Linked DNA regions of Homo sapiens: region 1 is linked to region 2. A link is an interaction called in ENCODE POLR2A ChIA-PET data of the cell type or tissue named here. Cell type or tissue: MCF 10A. All regions are shown on one strand. Each heading gives the region's core, and the rest is flanking DNA. Links, peaks and the distances in the headings are about the cores only. Region 1 overlaps SEC24D (SEC24 homolog D, COPII component). Region 2 overlaps LOC102723967 (a long non-coding RNA gene).

What was found. ChIA-PET counts read pairs that join two places held together with the same protein. Peaks named below come from ENCODE experiments on the same cell type or tissue, not always from the same donor. Only the 100,000 strongest peaks of a DNase experiment are listed, where the experiment ranks them.
Region 1: POLR2A ChIA-PET joins it to region 2 with 5 read pairs; 2 of 35 experiments call an interaction of 5 or more read pairs at or near these places.

Annotation. Positions count from the first base shown.
Region 1 is chr4:118,717,735-118,730,413 of GRCh38, reverse strand. SEC24D (SEC24 homolog D, COPII component) reads left to right here. Exons shown (of 23, transcript NM_014822.4): 22 at 1,764-1,853; 23 at 6,759-7,591. The coding sequence ends at 6,899. Among named protein-coding and RNA genes, the nearest start is that of METTL14, 39 kb to the right of the region's middle. In MCF 10A, for the core only: no CTCF peak of the experiment used is centred there; no DNase peak of the experiment used is centred there.
Region 2 is chr4:119,107,774-119,120,452 of GRCh38, reverse strand. The region is part of intron 2 of LOC102723967 (a long non-coding RNA gene); the gene reads right to left. It overlaps LOC105377395 (a long non-coding RNA gene), which reads left to right. Exons shown (of 5, transcript XR_007058251.1): 3 at 352-471; 4 at 761-920; 5 at 1,753-2,340. Among named protein-coding and RNA genes, the nearest start is that of MYOZ2, 22 kb to the left of the region's middle. In MCF 10A, for the core only: no CTCF peak of the experiment used is centred there; a DNase peak (open chromatin) is centred at 7,042.

The sequences.
Region 1 (12,679 bases), core at 5,885-8,384, 390 kb after region 2:
CAGGTGATCAGTTTAGAGAGCTGCATATTCATGAGGAATGTCAAAAGTGTATTTTTAAGAGAATTCAGGGGCATCAATATTCCAGTTAGAGATTGGTTTTAAGATGAAGATTTAGAAATTGATATCTGCATATGTTTGAAATTAAGAAATGATTATAAATGCAATTTAAAAAAATAAAATTCAGTAGGCAAAGAACTATGAGTCTGAAGAATGTTTATATAAAAGTTAAGGAAGCTTCCTCTTGTAATATATTGACATAGTAAATGCTGAATGCATAGTTGCTGAACTGAACATCCACAGGAAATAGCCAGTGTCTCTACCACAAGGCAGCAGATTGGTAGGTCTGTGCTTATATCAGCATACTGGTATTTCCTTGACTTTCATCAACAAAATGAAACAAAGTTAAAAACCAAATGTAAGCTACTTTCTTTTTAGAGGCAGCTGGCACTTTAAAACACATACATGAAGAATACTTACGTTGTTTGTTGAATAAATAGATCTACCATAATATGCCACATAATGCATATAGGGGATGGGAGTGTGAATGTAAATAATGAATTTTTTGCTTTCCTTACTCCTGTGAAAAACATTGACCATAAACTTTTCCTGACACTTGAGGTTTATGGTGAAACATTCTAACTCACATGTTCTCTGGCCAACTCACAGTGATGCATTGGCTGTTGGCATCTTCTTGCTGAGAAGCAAACATTAGCATTTTACTCTGTCTTAACGGAAGAAATGTAAGTCAAAATCCTTCATATCACCTGGATGCCACGTGCAGCTGGATTGGCCTGTAGACCACTAACCAGATTTCTGGGCTATCTAAGACGCTGCATTCCCTTTGAGAAATCAACATTTGGTAGTTTGTTTTAATGCCGGAACAGTAGTACTTGGATGGAATTTTCCATCCACTGAAGGAACAAAGTACATTCTTTTCTCTCGCAACATAGCCTTGAATCTTGAAAAGGGATCAAACTTTCACAGGAAGTTGTTTGCATAAAACATATACTATTGTCTCTTGGTATCCATGGGGAATTGGTTCCAGAATACTCTATAAATTAACAGATGCTGAAGTCCCTCATATAAAATGGCATGGTATTTGCATATAACTTGTACATATACCCCCATATATTTTAAATCATCTCTAGATTACTTATAACACCAGCTGGGCACGGTGGCTCACACCTATAATCCCAGCACTTTGGGAGGCTGAAGCGGGAGGATTGCTTGAGTGCAGGCGTTCAAGACCAGCCTGGGCAACATAGTGAGACCCTCTCTCTATCAAAAAAAAAAAAAGATTACTTATAACACCTAATACAATATAAAATGCTATGTAAATAGTTGTTAAACTATATTGTTTACAGAATAATGACAAAAAAAACCCAAAATCCATGCCTTTTCAGTACAGATGCATTTTTTACAAATAATATTTTTGTCTGTGGTTGGCTGAATCCATGGATGCAGAACCCATGGATACAGAGGGCTGACTACGTCTGTGCTGTATCATTTCAGTGATGTACATGTGTCAAATTCCAGAGGAAGAGTTTTTTCCAAAAGACAGAAATAATTGTCTTCTGTCAATTATGGGAATGGGTGCCAATAATTTTTAGTGCATTTTCCCCACAGTTTTGGTTTTCAGGTAATGAACTACACCAATGTTCAAGTACATGGTTTTATGTTTTTAACATTATGATAATCTCATATTGCTACTTCTATCTAAATGTTATAAACTGTACTAAAACTTTGATTTTCTTAAATCTAAGACATTGCTGCCTGAAGTGGGAAACCCATACTCTCAACAACTCAGAATGATAATGGGTATTATCCAACAAAAGAGGCCATATTCAATGAAGGTAAGAAAGCAATTTTATTTTTCCCTTTATTCAAATGTTAAAAATTTCATTAAAGACTTAACATGCACACCCTATATTTTTATGACGTGATCTTTGATTTTAAAAACTCACACCATCACAAATCTAAAATAAAAGTTAAAAAAACCTCACATTAACCTCTAAGTATATCTACCTACTTACCAGTCACAAACATAAATGGCTATTACCATGGGTTAACTATGGGGTATCTTAAGTCAGTATTAACTTCATGATTTAATAGCAATTGGTACCATTAACAGACTTTGAAGTGACTTTTCTTCTGGTGCCTAAAATTACTTAATTATAAAAGTATCATTTAGAACATTTGTAAAATTTGATTTATTACAATGTTTAATTTATAATCTCTGAAAAGTTTTGTTATTCTTGTCCTTCCAAGCCCTTCTAGCCTTTTCTGAGTTTGAGTAAAAAATTTTAATATGTCTAGAACCCAAGAAAATTATATGTTGTTGCCACGTTCCAGATACTTACTTGTTTTCCTTCCCAAGCTCAATATTAGAGTCTCCTGGGATCTAGAATGTATAGATGATGATGATGTGCTGTGTAACACTGCTTACTGAAGAGCTATAAGACACTCAGCTGGAGGCACGTGTCTACAAGTGCCAGGGTATTTATGGGGCCAGTTGTCTCCTGAAATGTAAATGTGATGTCAATCTGAACCAACATTCGTAACTGTGAAAGTAACTCATGCATGCAAACATCAACTTTAGGTAGAGCTTAGGTAAATTGAACTAATGACATCTGGATGAATACACAACTTTTCTAGAACAGTTTTCACACCACACAGCACCTATGGTTCAGTTTAAGGGCAGGACCTAGAGATGACAGACAAGGCTCAAACTAAACACATTCTCTTAAGATTTGGTTACACGTTTTTCTAGGGCATTCTCTCTGAATGCCCTAGAAACATGTAACCAAATCTTGAGTCTCAGGAAATGCAAACTGAAAGCCACTGGTATTTAGAATGCACAGCAATAATGATTCACCTTCATCCCAGCTGCAGCAACTGCATCCCTCCAACTGGGCATTTGCAGAAAAGAGGCAAGACTAAGCATGGAGATCATCCTTGTGCTCAGTAGTTCCTCCTTCAGGGAAAAACATTAAACTTTCCTCTGCTTTCTCCCACCTGTTCCAACCACTTATCAAAGTTATGTCAGCTTTGGTTATAAAACCATCTGGGGGTGAGCTTCAAATATTATATGTGAATAAAATATTAAGCACCTGTGTGATAAAACAATTTTAGCTTGAATACTTAAAGAATCAGATTTTCTTATGTACTATCTGCAAATGTATCCATCTGTTCATAGAGTGCTATCTCTATAAAGAATTAGAAATATCTAAAATCTACAGATGTCAGAGTTGAAAGGAATCTGGGAGATACCTGGCTTCCTGTAGCTGCACATCACAGACATGAAAGTGAGGCTCAAAGGAGCTCACTAGCTTGGTCCGGGTCTCACAACTGGATCATAGCAGATACAGGGCTTGTACTAGCTGCTTAGTCCCAGTGCACTTAGCATTCCACCCTTTCTCTGACACTTGAAAACTGACTAAACAAAGGAAATGAAAACATACTTTTAAAGGGTTAAGATTAGGTAGGAGAAAAGAGTTGGTATGGAAGGATCAAGAGTAACAAAATCAAATCTAGAAGGAACTGCTACCTTCCAGGTTATGCTAATTACTTTTTCAAAAACAGTCCTCTTAGACCTTATTGTCAGATTATTCTCTGTGGGGAACAACAACAAAAAAAGATTTCTACCACAGTATATCTACAGATGACCGAAACCAAGTGCCTTCCTGAGAAATTCTAGTCCTGCCCTGCACAGTTCTCTGTGCTCCAAATGTTTTTTATTCTCTCTCCTTCCACTTGTATTTTCTAGATTATTCCTTTCCCATTGGCCCTTTTCCAGTTTACAAGCTGTTCAAATCTACCTTCATAGAAGCTGCCACTTCTCCAAGATTCTGCTTCCCTTTCCTCATTCATTCTACAAATATTTATTGAACACCGGCAATATACCAAACATTCTACAACCAAGCTCCTTGAAAAAGTCTATATTAACTGCTCTTTCCTTCTTCTCATCTCTCCACTTCTCTGTAAACTGCCAAATTGCTAAAGACAATTGATTCTCAATCCTTTTATGCATTTACAAGGTTGACTACTTCCTCAAATTCTCTCCTGTCAGCTTTCAAAACATCCCCTGCTCCTGATTCTTCTTTCTCAGTGACTCTTTTTCATAGGCTTCTCTTCATTCATCTGCCACTTAAGAGTTGGTATTCCCCGAGGGTTGTATCATGGCTCTCTTCTCGCTCAACATGTTCTACCTGGGCCTTCCTAATCACTCCCATGCTTTAGCGATTCCCTGTGAGTCAGCCAATGAAAGATGAGATTGGCTTTTGAAGCACATTAATTCTTTAAGACCTCTGGTAAGGTGACCCAGAGAATGTCACATTCAGAGTTAGCCAGTCTTCCCTTGGAGAAGGCACACAAGAAGCAAGGAGGTGACAAGCAGTGATTATTTTAATGTTCTCTTCCTACTCTATAGGGCCATCCCCCTCCCTTTAGAAATGTAAAGCGGGGAAATAAAGATGGATCTACCAATCCATACCAGTATGCTTTCCTTTTATTGGTGTGGGTGTGCCCCTTGAAGAGACGACCATCACTGTGTCAAGACAGGCCAATACCACTTCCATGACTCCACTCCCCTGAGACCTTCCACTATACTTTCTGTGTCATCCTGACACCTGTAGATAATCAAATGGTAGGATAGGATATTAATCACTGTAGCTTAAAGCTAAGTTTCTCCCAAGGCTGACATTCATTCCCTGTTCTACTTACCACCTCAGCTCATAGCGAGACACTTTTGTCAGAGGAGGTTGTACAATGAGCACCACACAAAAACAAAAAAAAAAACCCAAGTGAATGGCAGCAATAGAAAATACCTCAGATGAGCAATCTGACCTTCTTTCCATTAATTTCCATAAAGAAAGTAAATTCTAAAGAAATTGGAACTTCAAGTCTTTCCTCCTTCAATGTCTTATCCTGCCCAGCCTCAGTCTGAATTGTGTCAGAGGCTAGACCCACACTGCCCCTACCAATCATGGACAATAGTAAAGTTGTAGTGGCATGTGGGAGAGGGTGGATAAAACATAAAATGAAAAGAATCCTGACTTCAGGTTCATCAGGAGGCAAATCTTAAACTTCTTTGGAGAAATCTCATTAAGGGTTAGTTTTGCTTCCCCATGTAGGAGTGGAATCTGCCTATGCACACAGCTATTCCAGTGCCAACTCCCAGTACCTAGAGCTGACACCCAAAAGCCAAGGCATCACACATATCTGTATCCACATGGAATTAGCTGAGTTGTGGCAACAGCAGTTGTTCTTATATATTATTATTTTTACTAGGTCGGGGCAACTTAAAACCTAACAGACTTGGATCCAGGCCGAAACGTTATAAAGGAAAAAAGCAAGTGGTGTTGACAGAGTTACTCTCTGCTTGATAACTAAAAAGCATAGAATGCAAAAGTAGGGAGGGCCCTGCCCTCCTAGCCAAAATTGCACATACCTTCCCTGCTGCAGCTGGTGAAGCAGCTAACTGCATGTGTTTCCCTATTGCAGGCCTTTCTGGTGGGTTTACCTCCTGAGAGGAAGAAGTGAGAAATACCCTCGCTCCTCTTAATTACACAGGAGGCAGGTGGAGAGGCATTGTTGTGCATGTGTGGCTCAGTTAACCCCACTTGTGGCGCAATAAATATGAAATTATGACAATTCAGATCATCTACCTTGACTTCCTCAAGTAGGAATACAGGTGTAGAAAGAAGGGTTCAAAGTGTTCATGACAAAACTGCCTCTCTTCTGGGCTTCTTCCCTGTGGGTTTCTTCTTAGAGCAGCACTCTCCAGTAATGCAAATGAATATGCAATTCTGTGTTTTCTGATGACTGCATTTAAAAAGAAAAAATTCATTTAAATAATTAATTTAACCCAGTATATCTAAAATATAATTTCTATATGTAATCTGTATCAATTATTGAGATATTTTTATATTTTATTTTTCATACTAAGTCTAGAAATCTATTTTTTTCTAGAATCTTATATAGAAAATATAGAAATCTTATATTTACAGCACATCTCAATTTGGATGAGCCACATTTTAAATGCTCAATAGTATGTGTGTCTGGCTGTTGTACTGGACAGCACAGGTCTAGAGAATCATGATGAGCAAAGGACAGGAGTTCTCCCTGTTTTCCCTGTGTGTTAACCTCTCTAGCATCTCTCCAATCTACCCCCTTTCCACCTCCACTGCTCTAATTCAGAACCTGATCATCTCCCACCCAGACACTTCAAACCACTTCCTATCTAGTGTCCCTCATCTCACGAATGTATTGTACATACTGCTGCCACTTAACTCTCTCATTTCATTCTTCTGCACCTTCACTGGATCACATTTCCTACAGAAACCCAAACTCATTATGATGATAATTTGTCCCTTTTAGAAGAAGCCTGTGATAATTTACATGCCAGCCATAATTGTATCTCTGGTACATGGCACATGTATTCCAGTATGGAACACTTTCTAGCCCTACCCCTATCCTTTAAGGCTCAGGGGACAGTTACTATCACTGTGAAGCCTTTCCCGTAACACTCTGCTTAGGTTTCATTTTTGCCACTTAAAATTGTATGTCTTAGGTTTTGGGGTTTCGGGGTCCATGCCTCTTTCCACTCTAGATATCAGGCACTTTCCCATCATCCTCCATAGCCTCACACATAATGGGCATTCAATAATGTTTGCCAAAATTGAAATAGACAAAATTGACCCATTTTCAAATAATGTTTATAACCAGGGGCTGTTACTGTTTTGTTTTTTTTTTCCTAGCTCACAATTGTAAAGCAGCGAGAACAACCAGAAATGGTTTTCCGACAGTTCCTGGTAGAAGACAAAGGACTTTACGGAGGCTCTTCTTATGTGGATTTCCTTTGTTGTGTTCACAAGGAGATCTGTCAGCTGCTTAATTAATTGAAACTTCTCTGTCATTGATGTTGCATTTCCAAGGAGATAATCTCCTTCTTGGTGCCTAATTTTCTAGATGATAATAGGCTAGTTTTGATTTCTTGCTCATTTTCAGAATAACTTTCCAGGAAGAGATGGCATTTAGAACTTCAGCTTTGGTGCTCAGGTATAAAGCCAATTAAGGTACAATTGTACCATAAAGGGAACAATCTGTTTCTGATTGCACAGTTTCTAATTTTTAAAACTGATGTGGTTTGCATTTCATAAAAGGCAAAGTTTACAGAACCATAAACATTCTCAATTTTCTTTATGCTAGACATATAAATTATTTTTCAAACTGTATAGATTTGGGGTAAAAAGTTGTCTCAGTTCCTCTCCCAATTGCAATGAGAAAAAAAAGCTTAATTTTTACATTATACTTAATTTTCTAAAACCATGTAACTCCATTGAACACATTTTTCAACTTAAGGTCTGCATAGCAGACTTTTAATAACCTTGGGATTTATCTGGTAGAACAATATGTGTTCTACATTTTTTTCATAATTATATATTGTGTATGTTAAAACTATTTTCCAGTTGTTTTGTCTGTAAAACTGTCTTTATCAATATGCTTAATGGTTCTTTGTACAATTTTGAAAGTTTCTACCTGTATATAATGGATGTTAACCAGTATCAATAAATCACTTCGTATAATCTTAGTAGGTAGATTTATTTATTTATTATGTATTTTTAGGTCTTAAAAAGAAATAAGGGTAGTATTCAAAAAGTCTTGGCAAAAAGTTGTTTGGGTAGCTCACTAAGAACAAATCAGGAAAACAAAATTTTCTCTTTTTTTTTGAGGGTTGAGGAGTACTAGGCAATAAATCTAAGAAACATCATATTATACTTGAGAAAGGCATTTCAAAGTTCTCTAAAATGTTTTTGTGGGCAAAATAAATAGAAATGGGCGACATGAAACCATTATTAATGAATATGTCTAAACCTAGAAGAATGATTTTGAGTGATGTCACAAAGGCATCTGCCTCTACCTGCCCTATTCAACTTTGTTATCAATTATATGAATAATAATAGCTAACATATATTGAGTACATATCGTGTCCCAAGAACTGCACTATGTTTTCTGGGAACATATGCACATGTATTCTTCACAGCAACCCTGATCCTGTTATCAGCCCCATTTACACATGAAGAAACAGGCTTAAGTTCCTTGTCTCTGATTATATGGCTAGTAAGATTTATTTATAAATTAGATGTCATGAAGTAGGTAGAAAAACAAATACAGTGACAGAACTAAAATCCCCCCCATGTTAGCCAACTGGCATGTTGCTTCAACATCAACTTGGATGAGTTTAACATCATCAACTTGGATGAGTTTAACATCATCAACTTGGATGAGTTTAACAAGAAGAAATGTAAGCTCCTAGACTTGTGTCCAAAAAACAAATGCATATGCAGGAGATCATTCTTGGAAACAACACATGTTAGAAAAAGAACTTAGGGAGTTTGCCATTATGAATCACTAGTGGAATGAAAGCAGATATGATGTCAATCTACCTTATTACTAGGATAGGCTGTCAAATGAGCATAGTGATGGTTCCACTCTACTCTGAGGTCAGGCCACACCTAGGCGCTTGTTCAATTCTAGGCACCATGCCCTATGTGAAATAGAAGCACAGAGCACATTCCTTTATTCATTTGAAGGCTGTCTAATGATTTGTTCTTTGTGTTCCTTAGGGTATAGAACCAGAATCATTAAATAGAAGTGACAGGCTGGGTGCGGTGGCTCACGCCTGTAATACCAGCACTTTGGGTGGCCGAGGCGGGTGGATCACTTGAGGTCAGGAGTTTGAGACCAGCCTGGCCAACATGGTGAAACCCCGTCTCTACTGAAAATACAAAAAATTAGCTGGGCGTGATGGCAGGCACCTGTAATCCCAGCTACTTGGGAGGCTGAGGCAGGAGAATTGCTTGAACCCGGGAGGCAGAGGTTGCAGTGAGCTGAGATCGCACCATTGCACTCCAGCCTGGAAGACAGAGCTAGACTCCAAAAAAAAAGAAGTTACAAAGTTCCACTTAACACAAGAAACTTCTAAATAATTAGGTGCTCAAAGAATATGCCATTGGAAGTAGTATCTTCTCATTTAACAAATACTGACTGCACATTTTCTAGGTGCCAAACACTAGGCGCTATACTGGAGAGACAACAGTGAACAGTACAAGCAAAGTCCCTGCCATCTCTACAATTACAGGAAAGTTTCAGAAATGCCATGAAATGCTACAGTAAGCACACAGCAGGGATATCTGACCTGGTCTAGCTGGGGGGGCAAGGTGTAGTCAGTAAAGATTTTCCAGAGGAAGTTACATTGAAGATGAGACCTGAAAAATTGTAAACATTTGCCAGGTACTTGGCAGTATTGGTAAATATGCCAGCAGAAGAGAAAATAAGCATGAAGGCTCAGAGTGGAGAGGGCACACATCACCCTTTCAGTAAACTAAAGAACTTAAACTTGACTGGAACTATCAAGGAGAGACAAAGTCGTAAAAGATAAAGTTGGAGAAGCAAGTAGAGTGAGGCTTAGCCAAGGAAGAGTTTGGACTTTATCCTAATGACAAAGTGAAGACCTTCAAAGTAATTTAAGCAGGAGCAGCAGGATCACTCTAGAAAGATCACTTTGGGGTTGTAAGGTGATGTAACTTGCAGCAGACAGACCATTTAGGAGGCTATCAGAATAGTACATTTGAGTTCACGATGGCCTGAATTAAAATAATGGTATTTAGTTGTTGGGGGTGGGGGAATTGGGGGAGAGGTGATGTAAGGGAAGAGAAAGTGTCAGAAAACGATTTGTTTTGAGCAACTGGGTAGACAGATGATTCTCTGAGAGGAAACAGAAATAAAAACAGCTTGTGTATGTCAGTGTGTATGTAAAGGGTATAGTTCAGATTGTACATATCTAAGGTAGCTTGCAAGCTATCCAAGTGAGATAAACTATAAGACCTAAAAATATGGGTGTGAAGCTCAGCAGAGAGCTGTAAGCTAAAGATCTGCAAGCCATCTACATATATATCAAGAAAAGGAAGCCACACAAGTGGCTGAAAAAACTTAGGCTGACTCTGTAGAGTGGGAAGGAAGCAAATCCCTAGGGCAGAGAGTCACTAGAAACCTTGAAACTGGGAAGGGCCAGAGAGGTAAGAAGGGAACTTGGCTAGAAGATGTCACAAACCTCAAGGTAAAAGAGGGGGTGCATGAAGAGAGTGGGCAGCCAAGTTACAGGCTTCCAAAAGACAAAGACAAAAATGTTTGTTGGGATTAGTAAAAGGTCATGGGTGACTTTGGTGAAGAGCAGTTTCTCTAAATCAGTAAGGCTAAAGGCTAGATTAGAACAGGTTGAAGAAGGGGAGGCAGAATGGAGGCAACTCAAGAGGCGACGAGCGGGTGGATCACAGAAAGGGGAGGATTTTTTAAATTTTAAATTTGTTTTAAATTTTAAATTTTAAGGGATTTGCCATTCAAATGCTGGTGGAAAGAAGCCAGTATTATGTGGAAAAAATATAGATAGTGACAATACTGTACTACAAAGAATGTTGAAGATTGAAGACAGAGAAAAAATATTCAAAAGAGCAAGACCCTTGGAAAACAGAGGGAATATAATATAAATGGTGAGGTTAGCTTTCATGGTAGAAGAAACCCAATATGTAATGGAAATGCTCCAGTGAGTCCTGAATGACCACTTGCCAAAAATGGTGTAAGTGCTGCTCTGAAACGGTGCTCCCCATCCCCAGACTGGAAGAGCTGGTGGAGCACAACGGCTCAGACCCATGTCGCTCTGGACCCAGCGACATGGGTTTCTATACTAGTTCCACCACTAGCTGTGTGATCCAGGGGAAGTTAGAAAATTTTCTGTGTCTGTTTCCTCCAGTTTTTTCAAGAATTAAAGTTTATAAAGGGCCTCGAACAGTGTCTGACACATAGTGCTGCTATTTAAGTATTCATTGCTGTTATTGTTTTATTAGGTTTTTTACTAAACTTGCTAAGGATCATAAAAACTAGGACTAATCTGACTCCTAATAGGATTTGCTACTATGCCACCAGTATCGTAATTGACATCCTCCAAATCAAGCTCTTTAAATGCTATAGAAATTCCAATTAACAGATGGTTTCAGAGATTAGAATAAATTTGCCATATGAGAAATTTGCAGCTTAAACTACTTTAAATGCTAAAAACCAACACCTCAATAATATATAAACCAAAGACAAGAACTTGTATTTCAAATGTTAAGGAACCATTATTTAAAAAAAAGAAATGAGTTCACTCACTTTTTGAAGGCACATCTTTTGAGGTTACCAAATGGCAACTTTCCTAGAAGGTTCACTTCTAAAAGTCTAACATAATGGTAGTAGACTGAGAATAATTAAGAATCATCTAGACTTGTGTCCAAAAAACAAATGCATATGCAGGATATCGTTCTTGGAAACAATACATGTTAGAAAAAGAACTTAGGGAGTTTGCCATTATGAATCACTAGTGTGGAATGAAAGCAGGTATGATCTCAATCTACCTTTGGCCTCAAAAGACAAGCGAGTACTTGTACCAAAAAGAGAAGTTTTAGGGAAAGTCCACCAAATATAATTTTCTAACAGAACTGTTCATAAATGGTTGTTTGGGAAAGTAATATTCTCATCACTTTTTTTGTTGTTGTTTTTTGAGACAGGGGGTCAGTTTGTTGCCCAGGCTGGAGTGCAGTGGCAAGATCATGACTCACTGCAGCCTCAACCTCCTGAGTTCAAGTGATCCTCCTGCCTTGGCCTCCTGAGTATCTGGGACTACAGGCATGTGCCTGGCTAATTTTTTGTAGAGATGTGGTTTCACCATGTTTCCCACGCTGGTCACAAACTCCTGGGCTCAAGCAGTCCTCCCGCCTCAGCCTCCCAAGGTGAATTCCTCCTCCAATGAATAGCAGTTTTCAGATAGTTCAGAGACATATCCCTATCATGTTTCTTGTGCAGGCTAAACTCCCTCGATTTCCAAAATGTACCCTCATAAACATTTCCAGAGCCATTGTTATCCAAACTTAATACATGAGAATCTAGTTTTGAATCACGTAAAGAACAAAGTCAATTTGGGGAGACAAATTACTAGTGTTTCATTAAGGAAACTATAAGTGGATTACAGATGCAGTCTCAAGAATACATGAGTTGTGTAAGAATTTCCTTTTTTTGGAGATGGAGTCTTGCTCTGTTGCCCAGGCTGGAGTGCAGTGGCGCGATCTCGGCTCACTGCAACCTCCGCCTCCCGGGTTCAAGCGATTCTCCTGCCTCAGCCTCCCAAGTAGCTGGGACTACAGGTGCCTGCTGCCACACCCGGCTAATTTTTTGTATTTTAGTAGAGACGGGGTTTCACCATTGTTGCCCAGGCTGGTCTCGAACTCCTAAGCTCAGGCAATCTGCCCGCCTCAGCCTCCCAAAGTGCTAGGATTATAGGCGTGAGCCACCGCGCTCGGCCGAGTTGTGTAAGAATTTTTAGGGAATGCTTTTTTATTTTATTTTTCCACTTTTTTATTATTTGAGATGAAGTCTCACTATGTCACCCAGGCTGGTCTCCAGCTTTCAGGCTCAAGTAATCCTTCCATCTCAGCCTCCCACATAGCTAGGATTACAGGGTATCATGCCTGGCTTTGATAATTTTTTAAAAAATTATATTACAGAATTACCATTCAACCTATTACTGAGTATATGCCCAAAGGAAAATAAATCATTCTACCAAAAAGACACATGTTCATAGCAGCAC
Region 2 (12,679 bases), core at 5,767-8,266:
AGGAATTGATAAATAGTCTGGTTACTGATCCTTTGTTAGCTATTTGTGTGGCAAAAATCTTCGTTCAGATTCTGGTTTGCCTTTTCAACTTTGTTTTAACAGTTAAAAAAATTCCTGGGTGAAACAAAAGTTTAACCTTTTATGTGTTTGAGTATATCAATCTTTTACTTTATGGTTGATGCTTTTTCTGTCTTTCCTAACCTGAAGTCATAGACATATTCTATTCTATTTTCTTCCAAAACTTACAAAATTTTCCTCTTTCACATTCAAGACTGTACTCCATCTGAAATTAATTTCTTATGGGGTATGAAGTAGCAATCCAATTTCATTTAATTTTTTTTTTTTTTTAAGATGGAGTTTCCTTCTGTCGCTGGCTGGAGTGCAATGGCATGATCTTGGCTCACCACAACCTCCAGCTCCCGGATTCAAGAGATTCTCCTGCCTCAGCCTCCCAAGTAGCTGGGACTACAGGTGCCTGCCACCACGCCCAGCTAATTTTTGTATTTTTAGTAGAGACCGGGTTTCACCATATTGGCCAGGATGGTCTTGATCTCTTGGCCTCGTGATCCACCCACCTCGGCCTCCCAAAATGCTGGGATTACAGGCGTGAGCCACCACGCCAGTCAATCCAATTTAATTTTATACTCACATGGATAACACTTGTCCTAGCTTAATTATTGAATTGTCCATCTTTTCTAGCACTTGTTCTTCCTCTATAAGAAGATCTTGGTTTATCTTGGCTCTTCCATATACATTTTAGAATCATGTTGTGAAGGTCAAGAACCGTGAAGATGCTGAAATTTTTACCCTACTTACGAAACCAACATGTTAGTTCCGTGGATGGAGTTCCACGATGCTGGAAGAAGACATGAACTCCTGGGTCAGAGATAAAGGACTTTACTTAAGGAAGAGCAAGCAGCGTGAGTTTTGTATTAGCATCAGTTCTTGTCTCTTAAGTCCCATGGGGGTGATGCAGATGGGCTCAGATGGATGCCTGCATATACACTGTAATGGGTTGCATTATAGGAGAACCCTGAACTTGGGGAAACTGAATTGTTTATATTGGGCAGTAAGTAAACCTGCCTTTTCCTCTGAAAGAGACACTACCTTCTTTATATTAGACAATAAATTAAACTGCTCTTTGCTGCAGAGGAGGATACCATATTGTCTAAGGCTGTTCACTATACAGACATCCCTGATAAGACAGTCCAGAACAAAGGGCAATCAGTGTCTCTCTTATCTTTTAATTTTTAAAGCATTCACTTATTAATTTAAAAATCTCTGTTATACCTGCAGTACTCCCACTTCTCATTCCTAGTAGCTTATTTTTACTTCATCACTTTTTCCCTTATTCAATCTTACCAGAGGTTTGTTCAGTTTGTCAATGTTTCCAAATACCAACACTTCATTTTATTGCTTCTGTACTTGACTTTTTTTTTTTATTTCATAGCTTTCTGTTCTTTTTGATATTATTTTCCTTTTCCAACTTTCATCGGGTTCATTTATTATTTAGTTATGGTAGTTAAAATTTTTTATGATACCTTTCTCTTTAACTCCTGAATCACCAGAATTGTGTTTAAAAATTTGCAAACAGAAATAATTATTTTTAGCTATTATTTTAATTTATGTGTTTTCATGATAAGCTCTCAGCTGTAAAAAAAAAAAAAAACAAATTTGAGAGGGCTGAACACAATACAAGTTTATTTCTTATTCATTCGAAGTCCAACATAAATGTTTCTATATATGACACAGAAAGCAAGTTCCTTCCCTTTGAGATTGCCAACATTCTCAACAAGTATCCCTGTGTGCTTTTGATGAAGAGGAAGGAACAGTATGGAAGATTTCACAGGATATTCTGTGGTCAGGCCTGCAAGTACATGCGTCACTTCTGCCCACATTCATAAGGACAGAGCTAAGTCTCATAAATACAAGGAAGGTGAAAATGTGATTTAACTGTATGCCTAGCACAGAAAGGAGAATCAGAATCCCTGCCACATTTTCTAATGTAACTACATTATGGTCATAACATGTGTTCTGTATGATATCAGTTCTTTGAAAAATTTAAGACACAGCCCATTTTTGCAAGTGTTTTTTTGTGTGTGTTGGAAAATAATGTATATTTTCCAATTACTAAATGCAAGTGTCTGTATATGTATATCAACTAAATCAAAGTTGTTGATTTTATTGTTCAAATTATTTGCATCCTATTGGTTTTCCTTACCTACTTTATGCATTAATAGCTAAGAGATATGTATTAAAAATTTCCCACAGTGTTGGTGGATTTGTCAATTTCTCCATAGGTTTTAAAATTTATATGCAATTTATTTTGAGGCTATGATATTAAACAATGTAAATTTGCAAATGTGATCTCTTTTTATTATATTCTTTATTTTTATAGAGTTCTCTTATTAGTATTTTTTTCCTTTAAAGAATATTTTGACTGATATTAATTATGGTCATATTACTTTTTTTTTTTGGTTAAATTTGCCGGGTTCTCCTTCTGAAACTTTGATTAGATATTTTGGACTTTCTCACTCTATTCTTCTTGTGTCTTCAACTCTTTTAAAATATTTTGCATCTTTTTATCTCTATTGCTTTATTCTTTTTCTTCTTTTGCAGAAGAACATTCCATTTTATTAATTCTCTACTCCATTGTATCCAAGTTATTTAACCTTTACATTGAATTTTTACTTTTAATTATTATACTTTTTACTTCTAGGAGAACTTTGCCCTCAAATTCTGCCTGATTTCTTGCTGATTAGTCATATTTTTACCTCTTTCTTGTTTAAAAAATTTTTTTCCTTAAACACATAATTTTTCTAAAAAATTTATAATATATTCCCTATATTTGTACATTTCCAATATTCAAGTTTCTGTTGTTTATTATTTCTGTGACACTTGCATGCAATGGCTTAGTTCAAATGTATTTTGTGATTTTTTAAAATTGATTCTGAAGTTGTATTCGCAATAAAACACAATCCTTTGCACTTTTCTAATAAATACCAAGGTTGTGGATTCATTTCTCTAGGGAAAATCTGTGTTTCTTTTTGCCACATGTCTGCAGACATTACAGGTCTGGAACTAGTTTAAAATGAGTCCAGAAAGGAAAACTTTCAGCTTGTAATTTTCCTTACCATGTAAACAGTGCAAATTTTGATCCTAAATTCATGTCTGGACTTTCCAGTGGTACAGATTCTCAGGAGAGCCTTTTCTCCCACAGTCAAATCTTTGCCAGACACTTTTGCTTGCTGCCTTCCTGTGTGAGGGGTCATTTGTTTACTTATGTTGTTCTAGTGAACTCTTTTCCATGTGCTGACCTTCCTGCGCATGGCTTCTGTGCTGGTGGTCACTAATGAAACTCTCTGCTCTCTGAAAATGCAAAGTTCCCGGCAGCCTGGATGTGTGGGTACTCCCAGGGAACCCAGTTGCTGCAGTGCTCACTTATTTCCCTAAATTTAGATTCTTACTTAATTCCTGAGAGCCTCTTCCATTCATTTTAAAAGAGCTTTTAATATTTTATCTAACTTTTTTTCAATGACCTAAGACATGAATTTTTCTTTTATTTTTCCAACTTGCATTTAAATACAGTTGGAAAATAGTACAGATATTTGTAGGAGATACCATTTTTTTCAGTTTGTTACCAATGCTGAGTGCCTTAATGAATTGTGGATCTCTTGAAATGATTCCAACAATTGTCAGAATGGATGAACTTTCAATGGCAGATTGATTGGCATCACTGTTAAGAGGCACGTGAAAACCCAAAGCTAGCACTTCGACTAAGTGACGCTGTTAGCCTCTGGGGTGTCATGCCACTCTGTAGGGCTTGCTTTTTCTCATCTCGAATTGCATTAGTTTATCAATTATATCTTCCCAAGTAATATGTATTATAGATGTTCTAGGATGTATTAATCTTTTTGATCCCTAGGTGTTGTCTGGGACTACTTGAGCTCCTGCTAGTCACTTTTTTGAGTTTCTAGCAGTCTCATGTCATTACCCCAATATGCCATACTAATATCATTTTTCCACATGTACTCTTATAAAAAAGATTAAGAAGAATGGTCTAGCAGATCTTTTAACAGTCTTTCTGTCTCTAAAGCTGTTCATTCTAAAGATTCTATTAATGCACTTTTCTTCTCTGGGCACTTACTCATTGAATGAGCATATTGTATCCAAGAGAGAAGCGGATGGATTTTAGAGTTGCTTTGAACTGAAATCTTCAAAAGGAGTCACATATCTTTGTTAATGGGAAAAATCTTAAGAATTTGGTTCAAAATGACTTGGTTAGAACTACTGACGCCATTCTAGGAAAACAGTTGTGATGATTGGGACCAGCCAAGGCCCTTTATGGCTCCAAATTATATTCGCTCATAACTACTTCCATTGTGTTAGTTTACCTCCTCACTTGTTTTCCATGAGCGCAATATTCTAGAGGCAACTTAGAGGTCAACTTACGTGCCACATGTCCTTTCCTTTCTTTTTTTGTTTATATTTAACAGTGTGCTTTTGTCTTGCTTTATGTTTTCCATCCCTCTGTTTCCCTGCTAGTTTGAACAACGTGAAGAAGCAGAGCTTGATTTTACTTCCCCAGGATGCATACCTATAGAACATATCAAAAACAATGATTGGCTTTGCTAATACCTGAAAGTATGGAGCCCAACATGCTCTACTTCTGATTGTTACTAGCATGATTCTGAGTCAGGCTTTAAGGAGAATGCTTAATGCTCAACAACCCAGAGTTCAGTCTGGCTCTGAAGTAGCATTGCTTAGGCTGGGATGTTGTGTGCTGCTCAAAAAGCAGATTTCTGTCTCCACCTGAGTCCTACTGAATCTGAATCTCTATGAGCAAGAGGTCAGGGGATCTGCAGTTTTACAAAACTGTAGTTGTAACTGTAGGGACTATTTCTCTGGAAATGCAAGAAAGAGCAATTAATTTGTCTGGAAAATAGGGAAAGGGTTTGAAGAAGACATTACAGAAGAGTTTTTGTTTTTGTTTAGTTTGTCTTTGAAGGATGAATCAAATAATTGGCTGATGGGGAAGACCGGGACAGGATATTTCAGTCCGAAGGAGGGGCATGAGTAGAGGTGCAAGAGTGAGGCTCCGTGGCGTATTTTGAGAGCTGTAAGTGGTCTAATGTGACTAGGTTGATGCCTGAAACAGGATGAGGGTGGAGATAGGAATCACAGAAGGCGGGTCTGAAAAGCAGATTAGGACTGAATTGGAAAAACTCTTGAGTGGTGAGGAATTGCATTTTATTTCATAGGCAATAAAAGCCATCAAAGATTCATGATTAAAATGTAGGAAGATTTTCATTTTATAATATAACTGTGGGCCAGGCGCGGTGGCTCACTCCTGTAATCCCAGCACTTTGGGAGGCCGAGGCGGGCGGATCACGAGGTCGGGAGATCGAGACCATCCTGGCTAACACGATGAAATCCCGTCTCTACTAAAAATACAAAAAATTAGCCTGGCATGGTGGCAGGCGCCTGTAGTCCCAGCTACTCGGGAGGCTGAGGCAGGAGAATGGCGTGAAGCCGGGAGACCGAGCTTGCAGTGAGCGGAGATCATGCCACTGCACTCCTGCCTGGGCGACAGAGCGAGACTCCATCTCGAAAAATAATAATAATAATAATAATAATAATATAACTGTGACAGCAATTCAGGGAATGAATTCAAGGGAAATGAAACTAGAGGCAATGGGACCACCTGAAGATTATTAGAATAGCATGGAAGAATGATTTTAACATGGTAGCTGGGGAAATGGAGGAAAAGGGGATAGATTTGGGATCATTCATTGACTCAACAAATATTTGTTACTGTTTCATACATACTGAGCCCTATGCTAGCTACTAGAAAATAAGAAAAACAAATCATGAACTTCCTAAGATGAATACAATTATGTAGTGTGTGTGTGTGTACGCATTCATACGTATGAGTACAAGAAATATTTTTTACATAATGGTGTTCTCTTTGTGGAAGAAATAAATAATTTTGCTTTTCTTTATTAGACATTATTACTTTTTAAAAGTGTCTTTAAATAAATAGAATATGTTTTTAAATTTTTATAATTAAAAAATTTATATGATTTTTCCTCCAGGACCCTAGCTAGAAGACAGATTAATAGTTCTTGATTTAACCACTCTGTTACGTAGCTGTTCAATAATTTATTACATGTTCAAGGTCAAACTGATTATTTCACTCTTTTCTAAACTTTCCCTTATTCTTCATCTTTTATTTGAATGTTTCATAGCTACCCCTCCAACCACATCTAAGCAGTCACCAAGCCTTATTGATTTTTTTTAGCTCTTTATCTCTTTCATGAGGTTCATACTCATGTATACATCGGCATGAACTCTTAATCTAGATTACCTGGGCTCAAATCCCAGCTTTCACATTTGCTGAGTGCATCCCCACGAGCAAATTATTAAACATCTATGATTCTCAGTTTTCTCATCTGTATAATAGAATTAATATCAGTTCTTGACCCATAGGGTTGTTGTGAGGATTAAATGAGATAGTTTATGAAGGACACTAAAAGTAATACCCAGAGAGTAATTAGTGTTAGTTATTATTTGGATTATTTAGGAAAAAGAAAGGATTTTAGTCTTAAAAGATAAAAAATGTAACTTCATGAAACCCTTAAGAAGAAAAAAAAATGTCTTTGTTGCTTAGTTACCATAGAGAAGGTAACTTTTTACTGTGTTTTGATACAGGGATAAAAATGGTGCAAAACAATTAGAGTTTTCAATAAGAAGCATAACTAATATCCCAGTCATGTCTTCAGAATTTAGCTGACAGTTGTTGAAACACAGGTTGATAAGATAAAGAGCAAACCTAAGATGTTTCTTAAGACAGGGCTCTATTGTGTCCATGAGGACCATGAGGCTATTTTGCTCTTTTCCAGGCATAATAAATTATTTTGGATCTCTGGACTAGGAACTATGAGGACACATTCTCATTTAATGTCTTTAACCACTGCTTCCATTTTCTTATGACTAAGCATTGTGAAATCAAAAAGTTAACCACCTACAGGAAGTAGAAGCCTGGAATATGGAGTTTGGCTACATCCTCTCACTTGCTAGTGAGTCATATTGTTTATATCCTTTTTCTTTCTTGAGAACAATTGCAAAAAAAAAAGGTAGTTAGGATTTCCAGGTTTTTGTGATCTTTTCTTTTTGGATAGAATATATAAGTGGATTTAAGAGAAACAGGTGACTACATCCCCCCCACTGTCCCCACTGAGAGAGTAAATGTATCACATGGTCTGATATGTAAATCTAACTCCTCTGGTGATAAAGATGCCAGCTGATTCACATATCTTTTCAGATTCTTATTATTCTTAGAAAAACTAATTTTTCAGTATTTACTGTACAACAGTCCTTGTTCCAGGTACCTTACAGATTTTAATGTATTTAATATGCACAACAGTCCGATTAGTCCTAACAGGAGGTACTAGTATTATATACCCTTTTATAGATTAAGAAACTGAGAAGTAGACTAAGAGGTTTGCCCTAGTAAGCAGCAGTTTGACTCAAAAGTCCATGAGCTTAACCTGCTTTAGTGTATGCTGGTTACTTTAAAAGAATTGATAAAATAGTATATTGTGATAATTAAGCATATGTATGTGTTTTAAAATAGCTTGAAAAAAATATGAATAAAATATAGTAAGTGCCTCATTACATGTCTTTAGTAAAGAGTGTACAAAAACATTATACTTTTTAAAAGCACTTTATATATGTTATCTCATTTGATACTCATGAAAACCTTACAAGTAAAGCAAGGAAAAATCCTTTTGTCCCCATTTTAAAATGAGAAAATTAGATTCAACAAGATTAAATTACTAGTTTAAGTTTGCAGAGTAAAGTCGGGATAAAAATCTAGATCTGTCCAGTGTTCTTTCCATAAGACCATCTTCCTACTTCTATAAATAGTAACTCTACAGTGCCTTCACAGGGTAGAGGAGGCAAGAAACGAAATGTGACATTTTTAAAAAAGAGTTTTTACTGAATCATGGAAAAGTGCAAACTAAGGTGGACACTTACTATTCGTATTGTATATGATCCCAAACCTGACTTTTGAGAGAGGAGTTGTTGGATCATTTGATTTTATTTTTAGGTGGGAACTAAAAGATCCAGTCTTACCTGTTACTGTTGTTGTTGTTAATTTTCTTGAATAAATTTAAATGTAATTCAGAGAAGAATAGAAAATTGTGTTTGATTTTATTAGGGGCCTTTCCAGAAACTGACCCCTAGTTGTTTGTATCTGTTATTATTCAATGAGACTAGTTTTAATTTTCATAATACTATAACTGCTTGTGATAATATCATAAACTAGGACAATTTATCCCTTCTGCTTTGTTTTTTCCAAATTCACAATATCTTTTAGAAGTTCATCACTTTGCTCTGCTACACATGGTGTACTAATCAAATTCTAGATTTACTCTATTCCAGAACCAGGCTTTCCAAGTTGCTATTTAGGTTCAGTGGGCCACGTTCCCTCTAGGCATGGTGCTTTTCCATAGGTTACTCTGAATGAGAGGACAATAGATATGTTCGAGGTTGTTTTAGAAATCTGAAAAATAAGTATCGGAGAAAATGCATAAATGAGATATACAGAAAGGCAAACAAGTGAAGGTGGGGACTGGAGAGTAGATACAAAACTAGAACTATTTTGCTGATTTTCTCTTTCTGAAGAAAGTCAAATCATTACACTCTCACAGGGCTTGAAAACATGGCTCTGGCTGGCAACCAGGGGTAGACACACTGTGAAAACATTTGCTGCTCTTTATTCTTGAGTTGAATTTTGCCTACAGTGAAGCAGACCACAAAATGAAGGGAAGGTTGGTTCATGAAATTACATAAACTTGGTCTATTTATTTTTTACCTTAATTATCTTGGAGCTATTCCAAGCATAATGAGAACCTCAATGGTCTTATAGAAAATAAAGTTTGGGCCTTGAGTTTGGGACCACATTCATTCATGTGGTAAGAGGTGGGCACTGGAGCATAAAGGTGACAGTGGATTTTCTGGTTGGTGTTATGGTCCCATGTACACAATCACCCTGTAAAATCCTTCACTTTGTAAAGTGAATGGGCCAATCCTCTTTTTCACATGTGCTTCTCAGCATGCTGCCTTTTGTAAATTTTTTGGTTATTCTAATGGCTTTCTTTGATATTTACTATATCTCCTATACAAAAATTGTGGTTGTTAAGGAGGGGGAGAGAAGAGGACTTTTAGCTGAGTGTGATGGGAAACTCAATCTTCCTAATCCGTATCCTCCCATTAGTAGTCCTATGTATGTCTTCCTTAAAACCAAGGAAATTCTCCATTTTCCCATATTTTATTTAATTTTCTCTTTCTTCTCTGTGTTTTTATAGCTCTTAATTCATACTTCTGATGTGGAATTTGGTATCTAATATATGTTTTATGTCTCTACTGCTTGATAATCAGTACTGTATTATATTCATCTTTTTCTTTTTGTCTAATGCCTAACAAAATCCCTCCTTGTATACAGTAGATATCCAATCAGTGTAAAATGAATTAATGAGATCACTATTTCCATATATTTTTCTTTACCTCTTTTTACAATGTACTTTTTTTATATGTTACTTTTTTAATTAAAAAATGAGATCAAAGGCCGGGCGCGGTGGCTCACGCCTGTAATCCCAGCACTTTGGGAGGCTGAGGCGGGCGGATCACGAGGTCAGGAGATTGAGACCATCCTGGCTAACACAGTGAAACCCCGTCTCTACTAAAAATACAAAAAAAAAAAAAAAAAAAAATTAGCAGGGTGTGGTGGTGGGCGCCTGTAGTCCCAGCTACTAAGGAGGCTGAGGCAGGAGAATGGCGTGAACCCGGGAGGCGGAGCTTGCAGTGAGCCGAGATCGCGCCACTGCACTCCAGCCTGGGCCACAAAGCGAGACTCCGTCTCAAAAAAAAAAAACCGAGATCATATTATTTGAAGAAGAATGTGCTAATTTCTGGATAATTCCTTTTTTGACAATGGGTATAGTAATCAACTATGAGCAAGCTCCTGAGAGACTTTTAAAACCATGCCAGAAGCAGATAATAATGAGCCTCAGATGCGCATCTGGAAGGAAGCTGATATTTATTGGTCATCATTCTCAGTGGTAAGCTCTGGCTAGATCCAGAAACCCTGTCCTTGACTGGTATGTTGGTTAACCTCTATGCAGTGGCTAGTGGGTAGGGTTGGTTATTTATGATGATGATAATGATGATGATGATGGTGATAGTTATGGACATGCTGGACACTATGCTTTCCACATGCTTTGTTTCTTCTAATTGTGTGGTGTAGGCACAGAGAAGGTAAGTGACTTTCCCAAGGTCACACAGCAAGGAGAGGGAGTCTGGCATTCAAACCTCCACAGTTTGACTCTATCCCTCACTCTTAACCACAACATATTCTGTTATTATCAAGTTGTTTCCCTTTCTGGAAAAATTAATGAGTTGACGTGTTAAACATGAAATTGAACTTTTTCATGGAAATAAGATTAGTATGAGGGTTATTTTATATGTATTTTTAATGACCCTTTGCCTAACTTTTAGTAGGAGTGACCACTAACAACATATTTAACCTATTGATTAGTATATAAAGCAAGTACGAGTAAATGAAGTAAGCGGGGCAACACAGTAATGAACCATTTTAAATTATAAGAAACATACTCTATTTTATTATACTATTTGAAAGTTCCTGTCTTCTTATTCTGTGCCTTAATTTTCTACAAATCAGAGTAGGAGGTAACAGTTGTTATCAGGAATATGGAATTCATAAATGTTTTTAGGAGGATATTTATAGGCATTCATCTGGAGAATTTTGTGAAAGATTGGATCACTTCACAGCTTTGTGTAATGTCCCTTTTCTTACAATAAACCTTCCTATACAAAGAACAAATAGAGAAGATCAAACTCTTGATCATTATGTTATCTTTCAAAATGAAGGTCTTTCTATGCTCAATCTGCTATTTCATTATCGCTCATAACTTTATCTTAGACCCCTAGCTGAATTTTTAATCATTTGATTCTTTACCACAATTTCACCATGTAGTATATTTTTGACCCTTAAAGTTTTATTGTTAATGGCATTCAAACTCAAAAACACAATTCAGGTTGATTCTGTATCCAGATACCTAAAGCCTCTGATCTTGCTCTCAAATCCTACATTTTGCTTTCTAATTGCTTATAATAGTGGTTCTCAGTTAATCAGGAGTAATTTTGCCCCCCAACGGACATTTGACAATGTCTGGAGACATTTTTGGTTGTTACAACCTGAGGAGTATGGTGCTACTGGCATCTAGTGAATAGAGACTAGAGATGCTACATGCACAGGACAGCTCCCCACAACCCACCCTGGCTTCCCCATTATCCCTTACAAAATGTCAATGGTGCTGAGGTGGAGAAACTATGGTTTATAAAAACCTTTACTGGGAACATTGCTTTGTTACCTTCTCAACTACTACAGAGAATTTTTAGGTACTATATGAAAAGTTAATAGGTCTGATTTATAAGGAACTTATACATTCAAATAACAGTTGTGTTTCAAAGCCAGAGACAGAGGGAGGGAATGGGATCCAGAACTAAGGTTGGGAGCTTAATTTTTTTCCAGCAGAGGAGAGACATTTTCCATAATGAAAATAGGAAATAAGGACACAATAGGTATAGGGGCAGATAATTTTGAAGATGTACAGATATAAATTTGAGGATGTTTGTACCTAATGTCTTCTATTTATTCTACATGATGGAAGTTGAGATCATCTCTTGAGAGAGAGGTGGCAGTGGTGACCCAGGAGGCTTAGGAATAATGGACATTGAAATGGCCACTGTAGACAATGGGTGGGGCTGTGTTGATGTTCAATGGGTAGAGGCATCATGGTTCAGGTGGCTCATAACACTTATGCTAGACACAGCCCCTAGGAGAAGGAGACTATCAAGAAATAAGCAAAAGCTCTTTTCTTGCCAAGTGGATTAGGGTGCAGAATTGTAGCTGTAAACAAACGCTTAAAGAACTAGTAGAAAATTTCAGAAAGGCCCAGTTATAATGGCTGGACAAGAACAGTGGAGGTTAATGGAAGCTATTATAACCTGATGGGCCTGGGAGAGCCCAAACTTATGGTATATGACTGGTTCCTAATCCCATCTGCAGATGGAATTGGGAATCTTATTCATTCATTCATGTTTCAAGTATCAACTTCTACAACTACTAGAATAAAGCCTGATATATTGTGGATGCCCAATAAATATTCGTTGATTAATAAATAGTACGCACATTGTTAGGCACTGAAGATACATACATGCTGAAGAAAATAGACAAGGGACAAGCCCAGTGTACTTTGAGACCCAAAGGAGGATCATCTGACCAGGCTTGAGAGTTCATAGAGGCCATCCCAGGGGAGATGAGATTGGAGTTTGTGTTTAGTGTGCCAAGGATGAGGCAGGGTTGCTTTATTTTCTTAAGAATAGCTTCAGGTGGGATAAAGTAGGTGGGATTGACACTGAGAAATTCAGTGTCAACCCTGACCTTCTCCCACCAGAGAAAAGTTGCTTGAGGCAGGGAAATACAACAGAAGCTAGTAGTTTAAGGAGGCCTTACACACATGGAGAGCTACCTGCCTGCTTTATGAACTGCATCGAATACCACATATTTCAATTCCAAAGTCAAATGCTA